2 separate regions of the Homo sapiens genome follow, and region 1 is linked to region 2. A link is an interaction called in ENCODE POLR2A ChIA-PET data of the cell type or tissue named here. Cell type or tissue: PC-9. All regions are shown on one strand.

Region 1 (8,000 bases), 190 kb before region 2:
TAAATCAGTGTATGGTCTATACCTTTCTGTCATTCTTTTCTTTTATTTTCTTAGGCTCTTCAAGCCGTTTCGTATCATTTTTCTACATGCTTTTTTTATCCTTTGCCTGAAATAGTCCTCAACCAGTTTTTTTCCTGTATCTGGCTGGGTTCTCAGTCTTTAAGTATCCAGTAGAAGTTCCTCCAAGGGGCTTTCTTGGAATCAACATTCTATCTGAAGTTGTATTCCACTATTCATTCCTTATTAGAAAACCATTTTCTCTTTATTCATAACGTCATAATTTAATTTTTAGTCTATCTTCCTCAGTAATAATTTCTGTGAATGCAGGGATTGTAATACTCAACTAACGTTTAGGGACTAGGAGAGACAGAATATCTTCATTCCGAATAACGGCTTTTTCACCATTCACATGTTCAGCATTTCAGACTAAACTAAAGAATGACGGTGTTACTGAGATTTGGAGTTCCACAAAAGTAGAAGTGCTAGAGCCAAGAACCTGCTGATGATATTGGTTGTCCTTTGAAAAGAAGCCCTCTTAGGGCTTTGGATGTTTGTTCTGACAATATCAGTAATCTAGTTGCAAGGAACTTGTAGTTATTATATTTAAAGTCATTTCCCATGAAATTTATATTTGAAGTTTTCTAATTCTTGGTTACGCACTCAAATCCCCAAATGGAAATTCAATTCTGTCTTTTTATTTACAGAATATACTGATGATAATGCTCTGATTCCTAAGAATTCTTCTGTAATTGTTAGAAGAATTCCTATTGGAGGTGTTAAATCTACAAGCAAGACATATGTTATGTAAGTATCAAATCTCATGTATTTCTCAAAATAGACTTTTTTTAGTTTTTTTAATTTTGTGAGAAAAAACTGTATTTTAGAACTGAACTCATTACTTTAACCTTAATGAATACATCTTCTCAAGACTGTGAGGATAGTAGGTTTCTTTGTTCGTTTGTTTTTGATTTCCTCCCCCAGTTAAATTGACTTAGCCTGTTGTGAGAGGGCCATTATTAGGAAAAATTTTTCTCCATATGGCCAGTATTTACAGATACAAGAAAGTGATATTCACATTATTTCTGTGCCTTTCTTTGACTACTTTTTTTTGTGGGGGTTCCTTCAGTTTTCTTCACTACAAAAATTTGGTGTTGTAGACATCGGTCCTAAATATTTTGACAGCATCAAGAGTATTCAGTAATGCTAACATTTACTCTTTATCAATAAGGGGCTTTGGCTGAGAGGCATAAAGTATATAGGATTTATAATCATGGGCACTGAAATCAGGCTTAGATTTGACTCCATTTACTGCTTCATACCAGTTGTGTGACTTTGGACCTTGGGTAAGTCTCTGTGCCTCAGATTCCTCAAAAATAAAATAGGGACGTGAGTACTTAACTCTAGAGGGTTGTAAGAATTAAATAGTGTCTGGCACATGCTAAATGCACATTATTGGAGTAGGAAGAGAGCAGTCTCACAACTAGTCCGGAGCTGGTATTCACTAACCTGGGGCAGGATTAAAACCTTATATCCTTAACTTTCTCTGCTTTCTTGCAATTTCAGTAGTGATAGCAGAACTATAATATGTGAAAAGGGCAGCAACATAGGTTATTTAAAGAGTAGTGATTTTCACTTAGAATTAGGTAGTATTGTTTGAAATTGGAACAAATTATTTTGAGTCAATGAAAAATTCTAGAATTTGCCAGTGCTAGGGAATGGAAAGTGTTCTTGAAATTAAGGTAAAAATAAAGTCATTTCTTGGAGCTTTACCTCATATGGGCAAGTATTCTAAGATTTTTCTCATTAGTTTGTTGTAAAGTTATATTCCATATCTTAACACTTAGAGGTCCTTTTGTGCAGTATCTTCCATATAATAGCTACTTTAAAAAGCTGAATACTTTCCTTGTTGTAATTGCCAAGTGAACTTTTAATGGTGTGTGTTCTTAACTTTAAATGATTCTAAGAATTATATATATATGTGTGTATATATATATATTGTTTTGTTTTGTTTTGTTTTTTCCTGAGATGGAGTCTCACTCTGTTGCCCAGCCTGGAGTGCAGTGGCACAATCTTGGCTCACTGTAGCCTCCGGGCTCAAGCGATTCTCCTGCCTCAGCCTCCCAAGTAGCCAGGATTATGGGTGCCCACCACCAAGCCTGGCCAATTTTTGGATTTTTAGTAGAGACTGGGTTTCACCATGTTGGCCCGGCTGGTTTCAAACTCCTGACCTCAGGTGATCCACCCAACTTGGCCTCCCAAAGTACTGAGATTACAGGCGTGAGCCACCGCACCCAGCCTAAGAATTATAAATTTATGGGGAGAATTAATTCCTACAATCCAGTGTGAAATTTTACTTTAATTTACCAAGTGCTTTTTAAAAAATGGCAAATGTATTTTCTGTAGATTTTTTGATAGAAACTCTTAAGAATTATTTGAAGTACATGGCAAAATAAGTTGCCTCTTACACAGAATTATATGTTAATGTACAATATATAGGGTTCTGTTTGTAATAAATTTGCCTCATAAAATGCATCTCAGTTTTTTTTTGAGCAAATACTAGAAAATCAAAGCTCAGTTTTTTTTTTATCTCAAATTCCAAATTATACACACACCTAGAAACTCCTGTTAGATGCTAACATTTCTCTATAGTCAAGATACCTTAAACTTTAAGCATTAAAAGGCTATAATCTAGCAACTCAACTTCTTCCCCTTTCCTGTGTGGATTAAAATAATTTCTTTTGGGGTTTATGTCTTTTAAACATCAAATTGTCCAGTTCTACACAGCCATTTAAGTCAGTTCTTTTAACTAAAATACTCTGATTATATTGTGTTTTTCTGGGAGTGAGAATTTTTGTTCAGTTTTTTTTTTTTTTCTGTTTTTAAGAGATGGGGTCACTATGTTACAGCCCAGGTTAGTCTCAAACTCCTGGGCTCAAGTGATCCTCTCACCTTGGCCTCTTGTTCAATCCTTGATTGTTGTTTTGAGACATTTGAAAAATGAAAATAGCTATCAGCCTGGCCCTCCAGATTTGAAAATTAGTTTTGGGAGCACAGCAATTTCTCAGGGATTCAAATTACAAATGTTAACAACAGCAGTCTTCCTGATGTGTGAAAATTTACGCATTCAGAAACTGGGAAATTATATAATTTAAAATTTTCAGTTTATTAAGAATAAACTACGTTTCTAAACATAAAATCCCTATACTACCTTTCAGAAAACATTTGTTTTAAGTGGCAGGGTACACCTATTTTTGAATTCCCTAGTATGGAATTTTTTTCCAAACCACAAATCTATCTTAAAACTGCTCAAAGGTGGTAAAGATTAATCAGAGTAATTTATTCATTCAGAAATTGGCTGTTAAATATTTATACCAAAGGAAAATTAGGTTCCTAAAAATGTATTATTGAAGATAATGTGTTAAAATTTATTAGCACAAAAATTCATAAATAGCTAATGTTAATTTTTGTTTTTATTTTGTGTTTTAGAAGTCGAACTGAACCAGCGATGGCAACTACAAAAGCAGTATGTAAAAACACAATCTCACACTTTTTCTACACATTGCTTTTACCTTTATAATGTAGCAGTGAAGTAAATCATTTTAGAACTTAATATCCAACTGATCATAGTACATATTGTAAATAAAATGTATTTTGATGACAGCTCAGTTGAATATGGATAATATGTGGCATCACTTGCACACTTATTTTGTAGAAATGGGTAATTTGTGCCCGTAACACTGTTTCATATTAAATATGATAGCATTATCCCTGTATGACACTGTGTTGTACAGTTAATGTATGATCCTTTTTAGATCGTTTAGGTTTTACACTAAGGAACATGATGACATGTTCTACATTTGTCTGTCTATAGTTAGTATTTTGTATGTATGTACAGGCTGTTGTGTGCTTTTTGTTTCTTGCAATAAAAAATGTTTGGAGTGTATATTTTGCCATTTTCACGTTGTATCACTTAGTTTTTGTTAGTTTTTTTTTTCCTGCCTGATTTATGGCTTCCAAAAACGCATTAGCAACATGCAAAGCTTATATTAAAGTTTGATGCTTTCTCCAAGTTCAAACACATCATAGAAAAGAGCTTTCCAGAGACCATTGATGCAGCTTTATTATTTAGTCTTGCTTTATTTGGCATTTTGAGCTCCTTCTTTTGTTTACATCTGTACTATAAAGTGAAACCTGAACCTGGGGCCCCCTATGAATATATAAGTGTCTTAGTGATTTTGAGTTTATATAAACTGATTATATTGTTTTCAAAGTTTAATGAGATCTTCCACTTCTATCTAGTTAGTGCAGATGTCCAAATTAAAATATTTCCCTCTTATACTAAAATGCTGCGTTAATTTTAGGCCATTGAAAGCTGTACCTTATCAGAGGTAACTCCCCTTAACCAGGATAACTGGTTTGAAGAAAGTTAAGCTTAATTTTTGTAATCACAGATTAACTTAATTTGTGATACCATTTTAACTTTGAGCTCTTAAGTAAAAAGTAGCAGCATTCCTAAGTTGTGGGGTGAAGCATCTGTTTCATAACACAGGTCTATCATAATTGGGTTCTGTAAATGTAATGGTTCTCTAAACATTTTAATGCCCAGGCTTGATATTGTACACAATGCAAGATGTCTAAAATCTTCATTTAGAATTCAAGGGTATTGCTTGCTATTTCACATTATATACTTTTTAAATACTATTGCTCTTTGTATATGAGGCATTTCACTAACCTTGGATCATTGGATCTTAAACATGATAATATAGAATATCTGAACATTGGACTTGTTCTTTAGAGTATATGGCCTTTAGTTCTTGTGGAACTAAATACAGTGATTCTAAGATCAAAAGTCTTAGTGTTTGGGGTTTTTTTTTCCTCTTTTTGGATATGGGGTGTTTTTTTTTGTTTTTTTGTTTTTTTTTTTTAAGCATAATGCTGTAAAAACTGTCCAAGCTTATGTTTTGCTGGTGATTGGTTTAAAACTGATTTTTATGTATCCAAATGCTAGCATAAATTAGATTGACTATCCTGGTGACTGTAGTAGTTAATGTAACACATTTTGTATAAAGTACAGTTTATATAGTATTTAAACTAATTCAGATGAAGTTTTATTTCTTGAAAACAGTTATTTCCTTTTTGTTTATTAGCATGTGTATAAACACAAATCACATGTTCATAAATAAAGTTAACATTCTTTTAGCCTTGTGTGTTCCGGCATGTCTGTATTACATTTATAAGAAGCAGTTTATTTAAGCTTATTTAGGTTTCTCTTTTCTTTTCTTTTTTTTTTAATACTTTAAAATTGGCTTTAATTTTTAGGTAGAATTATCTGAAATAGAGATATTAGATAACCTTGTTGTCCCCATCATTTATTTGCTTGGGGTACATTTGCTGGCATTTAAGATGAGAATATATTCATCAAGCATAATTAGTGCCCATCTTAGGAGATTTAGAGTCACGTGGATTGTACACATTCACAAAAGCAAAGTAAATAGAGGCGCTAAGCCAAATTTTTCTTATCCTGATTAGTAAAGTAAATGTATAGTTTTGGTAATGGAAGCGAACTCTAATCAAGAATGGATGGCTGTTTCCATATTCCCCAGTCTTGTTTTTAGTCATCCATCCATGTTGATACCCCAAAGCTGGATGTTCTTCTTGCTAACTAAATATCAGAGTGGTATTTTATAGGATTCTTTAACTTCAAAAAGCTAATATAATTGGCATAAAAGATTTTAGATCCTTGCTTCCCAAAACAAGACCCCTAATTAGGTACAGGGAGGTGGGTTAATTTTAATGTCTACGGTCTGCATCAGTCCGTTTTGTGAGGACTTTAAGTGGCAGACTTTTTTTTACCATTAGTATCTTACCAAGAGTCACTATTTTTATTGATGTTTAGTAATACAAATTCCTAATCATTTTTAAACCATTCTTTGTCAACATTTTTTGCTCATTTCTGAACACCTTGCTATATGTAGGAAACATTTGTTTGCTTTTCTAAATTTGAGGTAAATTTGACTTCTTTGTGGACTATAAGATATTTAGGGGCAATAGTGATTACTTGGTGGTAAAAAGGTGATTTAGGTGCAGTTGCATATCTAAAACCACTTCAAAGTCAATAAATACATAATACTAATAAGTTAGCAGAAAGCTTAAAAGCACACAAAAGCCCAGCATAAAAACAAAAAGGATACTATATCTTAAGTGTTAGGAGTGGGAAGATTTTTTTTTTATTCTTAAGTTTTTTAGTTCCAGTGGTAAGAAAGTTAATATAATTGTTTTCTTTCCAAGGAAATCATCAGTATTTATATTCTATTCTAGATAGTAATGGGCTATTTTTAAAGACTATTTGTTTTATTGGTTAGAATGTAGTATAGATGATGGTTGACAGCAATTTGTCTAGTCCTTGTTACTTAAAATCAAGTAACTTCTGGTTGGTATAAAATCTTTAAAATAGATTGAGTAGGTCAGAACTTATTTTAGATAAAAAGAGATATGTATTATTTAGAGGTTTTTTTCTACTTACCACTTGAGATTAGTTCTTAAAGGAAAAAAATACTTAAAAGCTGGACAAAAATGATAACCCATTGGCAAATTATGTAGATATGCATTAAGTTATAGGGTTAGTGCATCATGAACTCTTTTATAGTCAGTTCCTTAATGTGGAGCAAAGAACCTTTTGTCTGAATAAACATCCCAGTAATATCCATCAAATTAACTTTTAAAACCCTAAGATATTTGTGAGATGTGTCTTATATTTAGCCAACATTATTTTTTATTTACATTTATTGAATCCCTACTGTGTGGGCATTGGCTAAGAACTTCATATTGAGACTGGTTACATTTGTCTTTGGGGCTCTTAAGTCATGTTGCTTTTATTTTAAAACTTTTGGTTCTCTGGAACAGAATACCTGATGAAGACTTTTTTCTTTGATCCAGACATCTTGTTACATTCTCCATTTTAAATGAAGAGTTCTGACCTTACGACATGTTAACTAAGCAACCCACTTACTACGTAGGAAGCTGTAGGGAAATCATATCTTCAAGATTGTTTGCTAAAGATTTTTTTAAAAACTGATATTAAAATCATTTCAGAGGATCAAATGAAAAAAATTAGTGTTCAATTTAAAATACATTTTTATTTTTATTTTATTTTGAAAGAGAAATGTTTTATTCCTCTTTGCACAGAACAGTTTATGAAGGTGGCTCTCTCCTGACTCCATACATCTTTTACACAAAGATGCCTCTTCAAATATGCCCAGTTATCTCCCCCTCTTCAGTGTTAGAGAATTGGCAGTTAGTGAGTGGGGCAGAATGCTTAAGGCTCATTAAAATACCTTTTTTAAAGCCCTCTTATATCCTTTATGTACACTTGCTCTGTGTGATTAAATTAACTTTCTTCAAATATTAGAGTCCATCATAATAAGTGACAGCTCTGTTGGCCTTCTCCTCAGGGTGCCATTGTTTTCCCTTTTTTTGACTTAACATCTTTGCCCTGAGAAAGCTGTGGTTTCTTTGACAAGAAGCTATTACTCTTTGTATGAGAGAATAAACAAACTTACTCAGACTGAAGAGTATGTTTTCAAAAATTAAAGAAGTAGCAATTATATGGGAGCTGTTATTTATTAAAGCAATTATCTGAGCCCTTAAAGGGCTGTTTGTTTTTACAATGTTGTATAATGGCCTTGCAGGAAAATTAGATTTCTTATTCTCTCTTCCAGTGTACATTGTCTTGAGTATTGTCACATTTAGAGACCATAGGGAGATATGGGACTCCTAGTATTCAGTCGACACTCTGAACAGATTTTCTGTGTGATACATTTTTTCATTTTAATTGAGTCCCCTCTTCCTCCCCTCCAACTGATAGCTTTTTATAACTGTGTGAAATATCTAGAGAAGAATGAAGTAGGCTGAGCTACATTTTCAAGCTTAACATTCTTTAGAAAACTAAGAAAATGCCCAATATTTCAACATTAAGGTGTCAATAGGGGCTAAATGATCAC
Region 2 (8,000 bases):
CAGATATAGAGGTTCTTGAATGTCAGGTTGAGGAACTTGTGCATAAATTTTTAGGTATGGGAGCTATTGCATGCTTTTTGTTGCGTACTGATGTGATAGAATAATCTTCTGGTCTGGGATTACTAACCAGGTGTATTTATGGGAGAAAACTAGCGATCTAGGCAAGAAGCGATGGAGGCCTGAATTGAAGTGGTGGCAAAAAGAGGTGAGTGAGGCTGGACCCAGTGGCTAACGCCTGTAATCCCAGCACTTTGGGAGGCCAAGGCAGGAGGATTGAGCCCAGGAGTTTGAGACCAGCCTGTGCAACATGATAAGACTCTGCCTCTACAAAAGAATTTTAAAAAATTAGCTGGGTGTGGTGGTGTGCACCTGTAGTCCCAGCTACTTGGGAGGCTGAGGTGGGAGGTTTGCTTGAGCCCAGCAGTTTGAGGCTTCAGTGAGCTGAGTTTGTGCCACTGCATTCCAGCCTGGGAAACAGAGTGCAACCCTGTCTCAAAGCAAAAAGAGAGAGAAAGGAAAAAAAAGATGAGTGTATAAGATACTGAGGAAGTTAAGAATCTGGGATTTGACAGCTGATTAGGTGTCAGAGGAGTCAAAAATACATAGGAATCTTCATCATGGGTGAATGAGAGTTTGACCCAACCTCTGAACAGAACAAGTCAGAGCAGAAATAGGAGTTTGGGGAGAGAAGATGCTAAGTTACATTTTGCAGTTGTAAAAAAAAAATCTACCAGTACTGGTCTAGACCAGTAGAACTCAGCTGGTCTAGTCTGAAAAAATATTTTGGAGGCCAGAATCATAGAATCATTGAATATTTAGAGCTGGACTATGACTTTAGATAGAGATCAGCCAGCATTCTGACTTCTTCATTTCTCAAGTGAGAAAGCTGTGGTTGAAACAGATTCAGTAACTTACGCAAGTTTATATTCTCTGTCAAGTGACCCAGCTGGGATTTAAACAGGCCTTTTGACTCTAATTCTAGTATTCCTCCCATGTGCAGTATTTTATTTTATATTGCACAATAGATAAAATATAATTTTGGTTTCTCCTTTTTTATTCTAAAAGAGTAAAAGCAGTTATCTCAATATGTTATGTTCATTCTAGTGATGACTTTACTATCATGTACTAAATGTGTTTTGTTTAAAGTAGAAGTTAACTTCACGTTATACTGATTTGTCCCCCCATAAACCAACTGTATGTCATCATATAACAAAAGTTGTTAAAAGTGCTATATACCATATAATGTTGCATCTAAACTGGGACACTTATCTGAGATGCTTTTGCGTGGGACAAATGCTATATTAGAAATGACTAGGACTGGCCAGGTGCAGTGGCTCACACGGGTAATCCCAGCACTTTGGGAGACTGAGGCACGTGGATCATTTGAGGTCAGGAATTCAAGACCAGCTTGGCCAACATGGTGAGACCCCGTCTCTACTAAAAGTACAAAAATTAGCTGGGTGTGATGGCATGTGCCTGTAATCCCAGCTACTTGGGAGGCTGAGGCAGGAGAATCTGAACCTGGGAGGTGGAGGTTGCAGTGAGCCGAGATTGTGCCACTGCGCTCCAGCCTGGGCAACAGAGTGAAACTCTGTTTCGAAAGAAAGAAAAGAAATGACTAGGACAGCAGGAGTAAAACCCCAAGGCATTAGGTCTCCGTAGCTAAGGTGGATCCCACTCATGCAATTCATCAACCTTTGTCTGAAAAAAAAGAAAGAAAATCTGATTTTGTTAAGCTTTTCTTTTGCTTTGCTGTGATACGGTTTGCAGGCCAACACATGCATATTGCTATAGGTTGGTGCGAAAGTTAATTGTGGTTTTTGCTCATTTTTAATGTACCAACCCAATATGCTTTTTTTCCAGCTTAATTTGGCAATTAGGTGGTAAATCACTTGATAGGATAAATTAATCACAATCTGTAAACTTAATTTAAAAATGTGTAACAACCCTCTGTGGAAAATTTGAATATAAACATCAAAAGAATACCATTCTGTAAGCTCTTTTGATTTTTGGCATCTGAAATGTCTGAAAGTATAAATTGCAAAACATATTTACAATTTTAATGACAACTGCAAAAGTATTGCCCATGATTGGAAAGACTAAAATGGTATGCGTTATATGTATTCTGTTCAGGCTGATGCATGATAAATCTCTCACTGAAAAAACAGAAATCCCTATCTCATTTTAAAATTTTAAAAAATTGGCCGGGCACAGTGGCTCATGCCTGTAATCCCAGCACTTTGGGAGGCCGAGGTGGGCAGATCACTGGAGGTCAGGAGTTCAACACCAGCCTGACCAACATGGTGAAACCCCATCTTTACTAAAAATACCAAAATTAGCCTGGTGTGGTGGCACATGCCTGTAATCCCAGCTACTTGTGAGGGTGAGGGAGGAGAATCGCTTGAACCTGGGAGGCGAGGGTTGCAGTGAGCCGAAATTGCGCCATTGCACTCCAGCCTAGCCTGGGCACAAAAGCAAAACTCTGTCTCAAATAAATAATCAATCATTCTAACCTTAAGCAAAATTGGAAAAATGTTGCAACTAATACCTGTATCTCTTTACCTAGTTTTAGTGATTATTAATATTTTGCCACATTTGTTCTATCGTGACATTGCACACCAAAGTATGGCAGTAGGTATCTCACAGAATAAGGGCATTCTACCTGACAGCAATCAAATGATCACCCACAGGAAGTTTAACTTTACAATTCTGTCTGGTCCCTATTCAGATTTTCCCAATTTTCTCAAAATTTTTTTTAAAGTTGTATTTGTTCTTTCACTCAATTGCTGTATCCTGGGTTGCATTTAGTTGTGTCTGAAGTTTCTCTTACATTAGGAGCATTTTCCTGCCCTTTTCTGCTTCTCTCTTGACAATGACATTTTGAAATAGTCCAGTCTAGTTGTTTTTGCAGACTGAAATTTGCATTTTTTGGGTCTTGTCTGTATGATTAGGTTCAGGTTGACCCTTTTTGGCAGGAGTATCCCATAGGTGATGATGTGTTTGTCTTCAGTATTCCCTCCCCACAGCATTTTGAAGTAAATTAACCGAAAGGTTATCCAATATTCTTACTTCTACACTGACTTGGTGTTTCTTTCATTTTAGGAAATGCCAAACAATTGGTTTAAACCGAGATGTAATTTTAAATATTTGAGGTTACAGTAATTACAGGTCTTTGTATTTAAATCGATCAGCCATAATGATTACTGCTTTTATGAAGATTTATGCCAAAGGTAGCTCCCTTACTGTGGGACATAAAAGTTGCTTGTTTTCAGCTTTGACCAGTGATGAACTGATAACCCTGGTAGGAAAATGAAACATTGGGGCTGGGCTTGTAATACGCTTTCTTAAAAGAATGCCCCATTGAAATTAGAGTGGCACGGTGCCACCAGACCAAGGGTTCTCATCCCGATGCCACAGAGGGACCACAGGTGTTATGAAGTGGTTTGCAAAATTGAATGTATGCCAAAATAAAATAATAAAAATAAAAATAAAACCCCACAACAAAAGCAGATATGGTCTTTAGTGCTCATTAGATCTCAAAGGGTCATTACTCCTCAAAGATTAAGAAACTGCTTCTTTATGAGGAGGTTGTCAGAGGAGCTGAATAGTATCAATAAGAGGAAGATGTTTGAGATTCAAAAGGAAGTAATATTCGACTAAGGCATAGCTTCTTTCCATCTTAAAAAAAAGCCACCCATGAAAATAAATATAGTTTAAATTTCCTATTTAAGATGTCTTATTTTAAAAATGATTTGCATACTCTGTGTGTTTGAGTTGGCTATGAAGGAGAAATCCTAGCATTTCCACTCTTGTAACTAGGGAAAAGCATTTTGAATTTTTAGCAGTAGTATATTATGTGATGATGACTCAGCTGACTTCCCGTTTCAAATGGAATGTTCAAAACAGATTGAAACCTGGTTGAAGAATTTTATACTTTGAACCTTACAAGATATTTTCTGCAAACAGTGACTGATTGGATTTTGTATAATAACAAACAAGATTAAGCCAACTCAGTTGTTTTGCTGTTCTTATTAGTGGTTTTCAGTCAGGGAGCACTTATTGAGCAGTTTGCTGCAATAATATTGAATATTTTTAGAGTTATGACGTCTGTGTTTTGTTGACTTTGGTCCCTTCTTTCTCCCATTCTTTTGAAGTTTCCCTAAAACATGTGTGCACAGACGGGAGAGAATGGTAGTTAAGTGTGTGCTGATTTTAAATGTCCTTTTAAATATCATTTATTCCTTGATAATTGACTGTATAACTGATGTAAGAGAAATATGTTTTATATGTTATTCCACTTGTGAATCTCTTTGCAATGTGAGGCATATAGTGAAAATCTTACAAAGATAGGGTCATAAAATGTGCATTCTCTACACTGCTGCAGGTTAATCGTCCTCGAGCCACGTTTCTGAGGCCTGTCAGTCACTATTTCTTAGAAACCTTTGTTGGCTCCTTCCCAGTGACTCTGGAATTAAAGCCCAGACTCTTGTTTTTTGCTCAGCTTATCAATTTAGCACTGTCCCTTCCACCTTTTGCCCTGTCCCTAACTCTTCCTTCTCTGAATGTACCTTTCAGTTTCTCTCAACTTTTAAATAACAGCTTTATTCAGATAAAATTCCCATATGATAAAATTCACCCTTTTAAAGTCCACAAAGTGTATGATTTAATGGTTTTTAGTATATTCACAGAGTTGTGCAATCAGCACCACTGTCTAATTCTAGAATTTTCACCCCTTCACCCAAAAACCCCATAATAGCAGCCACTCCCCATTTGTCCCTTCCACCCAGCCTCTGGCAACCACTAATCTACTTTCTATTATAACTCTATGGACTTACCTATTTTCGTTTAAGTGGAATCATACTATATGATACTTTTGTACGTGACTTGTCTTATTTAGTGTAGTGTTTTCAAGGTTCGTCCATCATGTCGCATATATCCTTTATTCCTTTTTATGGGCAAATAAATTTCATTGTATGGCTATTGCCCATTTTGTTTGTCCGTTCATCAGTTAATGGGCATTTGGGCTGTTCTAACTTTGGGGCTATTATGAATAATATTGCTATGAACATTCATGTACAAATGTTTGTGTGGACATATATTTTCAATTCTATTGGTTATATACCTAGGGGTGGAATTGCTGGGTTATATGGTAACTTTGTTTAACTTTTGTTTGTGTTGTTTTGTTTTGTTTTTGAGACGGACTCCCTCTGTTGCCCAGGCTGACGTTCAGTGGTGCAATCTCAGCTCACTGCAACCTCCCACCTTCCAGGCTCAAGCCATCCTCTCACCACTGCCTCCCAGGTAGCTGGGACTGCAGGTGCATGCCACCACGCCTGGCTAATTTTTTCTATATTTTGTAGAGATGGGGTTTCACTGTGTTGCTCAGGCTCTGTTTAACTTTTTGAGGAACTGCCCGACTGTTTGCAAAGCAGCTGCACAGTTCTACATTCTCATCAGCAATGTATGGAGGCACTAGGTTCTCCACATCCTTTCCATTGCCAGCATTTGTTAGGGTTCTTGTTTCTGATTTTAGCCATCCTAATAGATGTAAAGTGGTATCTCATTATGGTTTTGATTTACATTTTCCTAATGGCTAATGATGATTAGCATCTTTTCATGTCCTTATTGGCCATTCGTATATCTGATCTGAGAAGTGGCCATTCAGATTCTTCTCCCATCTTTAAATTAGGTGATATTTTTTGTCATTGAAAAAGGTCTTTATATAGCTTAGATACAAGTCCCTTATTAGATATATGATTTACAGGTATTTTTTCCTATTTTGTGGCTTTTCCTTTCACTTTTTTTTTTTTTTTTTTGAGACAGAGTCTTGCTCTGTCGCCCAGGCTGGAGTGCAGTGGCATGATCTCAGCTCACTGCAAACTCCACCTGCCAGGTTCAAGCGTTTCTCCTCCCTCAGCCTCCTGAGTAGCTGGGATTACAGGCACCCACTACTATGCCCAACTAATTTTTGTATTTTTAATAGAGACAGAATTTCACCATGTTGGCCAGGCCAGCCTTGAACTCCTGACCTCAAATGATCCACCCGCCTCTGCCTCCCAAAGTGCTAGGATTACAGGCATGAGCCACCGCATGCAGCCTCTTTTCACTTTCTTGATGAAGTCCCTTGAGCACAAAAATTTAAAATTTTGTAAATCTAGTTTACCAGTATTTTTTTCTGTTACTTGTGTTGTTGGCAACAAATCCAAGGTCACAAAGATTTACTTGTATTCTAATAATTTTATAGTTTTAGTTCTTAATGTTTAGTTCTGTAATTCATTTTGAGTTAAGTTTTGCATATGGCATGAGGGCTCCAATGTCATTCTTGTTATGTAACTATCCAGTAATTCCAGCTTCATTTGTTGAAAAGACTTTCATCTTGGCACCCTGTTGAAGGTCACTTGATCATAAAATGAAGAATTATTTCTGGACTCTCAATTCTATTCTGTTGATACTATGTGTTCATCATTATGCCACTTCCACACTGTCTTGATTACTTCAGCTTTGTTGTAATAAGTTTGGAATCAGTATGAGCCTTCCTTCAAGATTGCATTGGCTGGATAACCAGAGACTAATTATTAAAAAAAAATTTTTTTAAAGATTGCATTGACTATTCTGGTTGCATTTCTATGTGAATTTTTGGATCAGCTTGTCAATTTCAGCAAAAAGGCAGCTGAGATTTTGATAGGAACAGTGTTGAATATGTAGGCCAGTGTGGACAGTATTGCATTTTATAATATTAAGTCTTCCAGTTCACGAACATGGAATCTTTTTCTATTTATTTAGGTCTTTAATTGTTTTCAAAGATGTTGTGTAGTTTTCAGTGTGTAATCATGCTTCTTTTGTGGAATTTATTCCTAAAACTTTTTGATGCTATTGTAGGTGGAATTGTTTTCTTGATTTACTTTTTGGGTTGTCCACTGCTACTGTATAGAAATACAGTAGATTTTTTTTAAAGTTTTTTAAAAATTGTGAAACACGTAAAATTTACCATCTTATCCATTTTAAATGATGTAGTTTGGTGGCATTGTCCATTCACATTGTTGTGCAGCCATCACCACCATCCACCTCTGCAACTCTTCATCTTGTAAAATGGAAACTCTGTACCCGTTAAATCATAACTCCCTATTGCCTTCAGCTCTTGGCAGCCACAATTCCACCTTCTGTCTGTATGCATTTGATTATTCTAGATACCTCATTAGTGGAGTCATAGAGTGTTTGTCCTTTTGTGACTGGCTTATTTCACTTAGCATAGTGTCCTCAAGATTTGTCCATATTGTAGCGTGTGTCAGCCAATTGATTTTTGTATGTTGATACTGTGTTCTGCGGCTGTGCTGAACATGTTCATTAGTTCCAGTAGTCTTTATGTATCTGGATTCATTAGGACTTTCTGTGTACAAGAGCCTGTCATCTGTGAATAGAGACAGTTTTACATCTTCTTTTCCAATTTTCGTGCATGCTTACTCACACACGCACTCTCTTTTTTCTGACTGGAACCTCGAGCTCAGTGTCGAATAGGAAGTGGCAAGATCAGACATCCTTGTCTTGTTCCTAATCTTGAGGAAAAGTATGCAGTCTTTATCATTATGTATGTTGTGAGCTGTGGGCCTTTATCAGGTTAAGGAAGTTTTCTTTTATTCCTGTTTTGAGTGTTTTTGTCTTGTAAAAGGATACTGGATTTTGTCAGATGCTTTTTCTGTGTCTCTTGAAATCATCATGTAGCTTTGTCCTTCATTCTATTAACATGGTGTATTTCGTTGATTTTCATGTTAAACCACCCTTGCATATCTGGGATAAATCCACTTTGTGTAGTCCTGTTTGTTGCTAGATTTGGTTTGTTAGTCTTTTGTTGAGGAGTTTTATGTTTGTATTCATAAGGGTTATTGGCCTATAGATTTATCTTTTGATACCTTGGTTCTCTTTTGGTACCTGGTACCTGATTTGCTCTGGTTTGCAATCTGGGACCTTTAGCTGTTGGTTTTGCGTCCACCTAATTCTGCATT

The links. ChIA-PET counts read pairs that join two places held together with the same protein. Peaks named below come from ENCODE experiments on the same cell type or tissue, not always from the same donor. Only the 100,000 strongest peaks of a DNase experiment are listed, where the experiment ranks them.
Region 1: POLR2A ChIA-PET joins it to region 2 with 12 read pairs; 13 of 35 experiments call an interaction of 5 or more read pairs at or near these places.

The regions. Positions count from the first base shown.
Region 1 is chr16:24,545,459-24,553,458 of GRCh38, forward strand. RBBP6 (RB binding protein 6, ubiquitin ligase) reads left to right here. Exons shown (of 18, transcript NM_006910.5): 2 at 705-804; 3 at 3,487-3,523. Among named protein-coding and RNA genes, the nearest start is that of RBBP6, 9.9 kb to the left of the region's middle. In PC-9, no CTCF peak of the experiment used is centred here; no DNase peak of the experiment used is centred here.
Region 2 is chr16:24,733,681-24,741,680 of GRCh38, forward strand. The region is part of intron 2 of TNRC6A (trinucleotide repeat containing adaptor 6A); the gene reads left to right. Among named protein-coding and RNA genes, the nearest start is that of TNRC6A, 8.0 kb to the left of the region's middle. In PC-9, no CTCF peak of the experiment used is centred here; DNase peaks (open chromatin) are centred at 3,181 and 3,901; H3K4me3 peaks cover 1,601 bases; H3K27ac peaks cover 2,898 bases.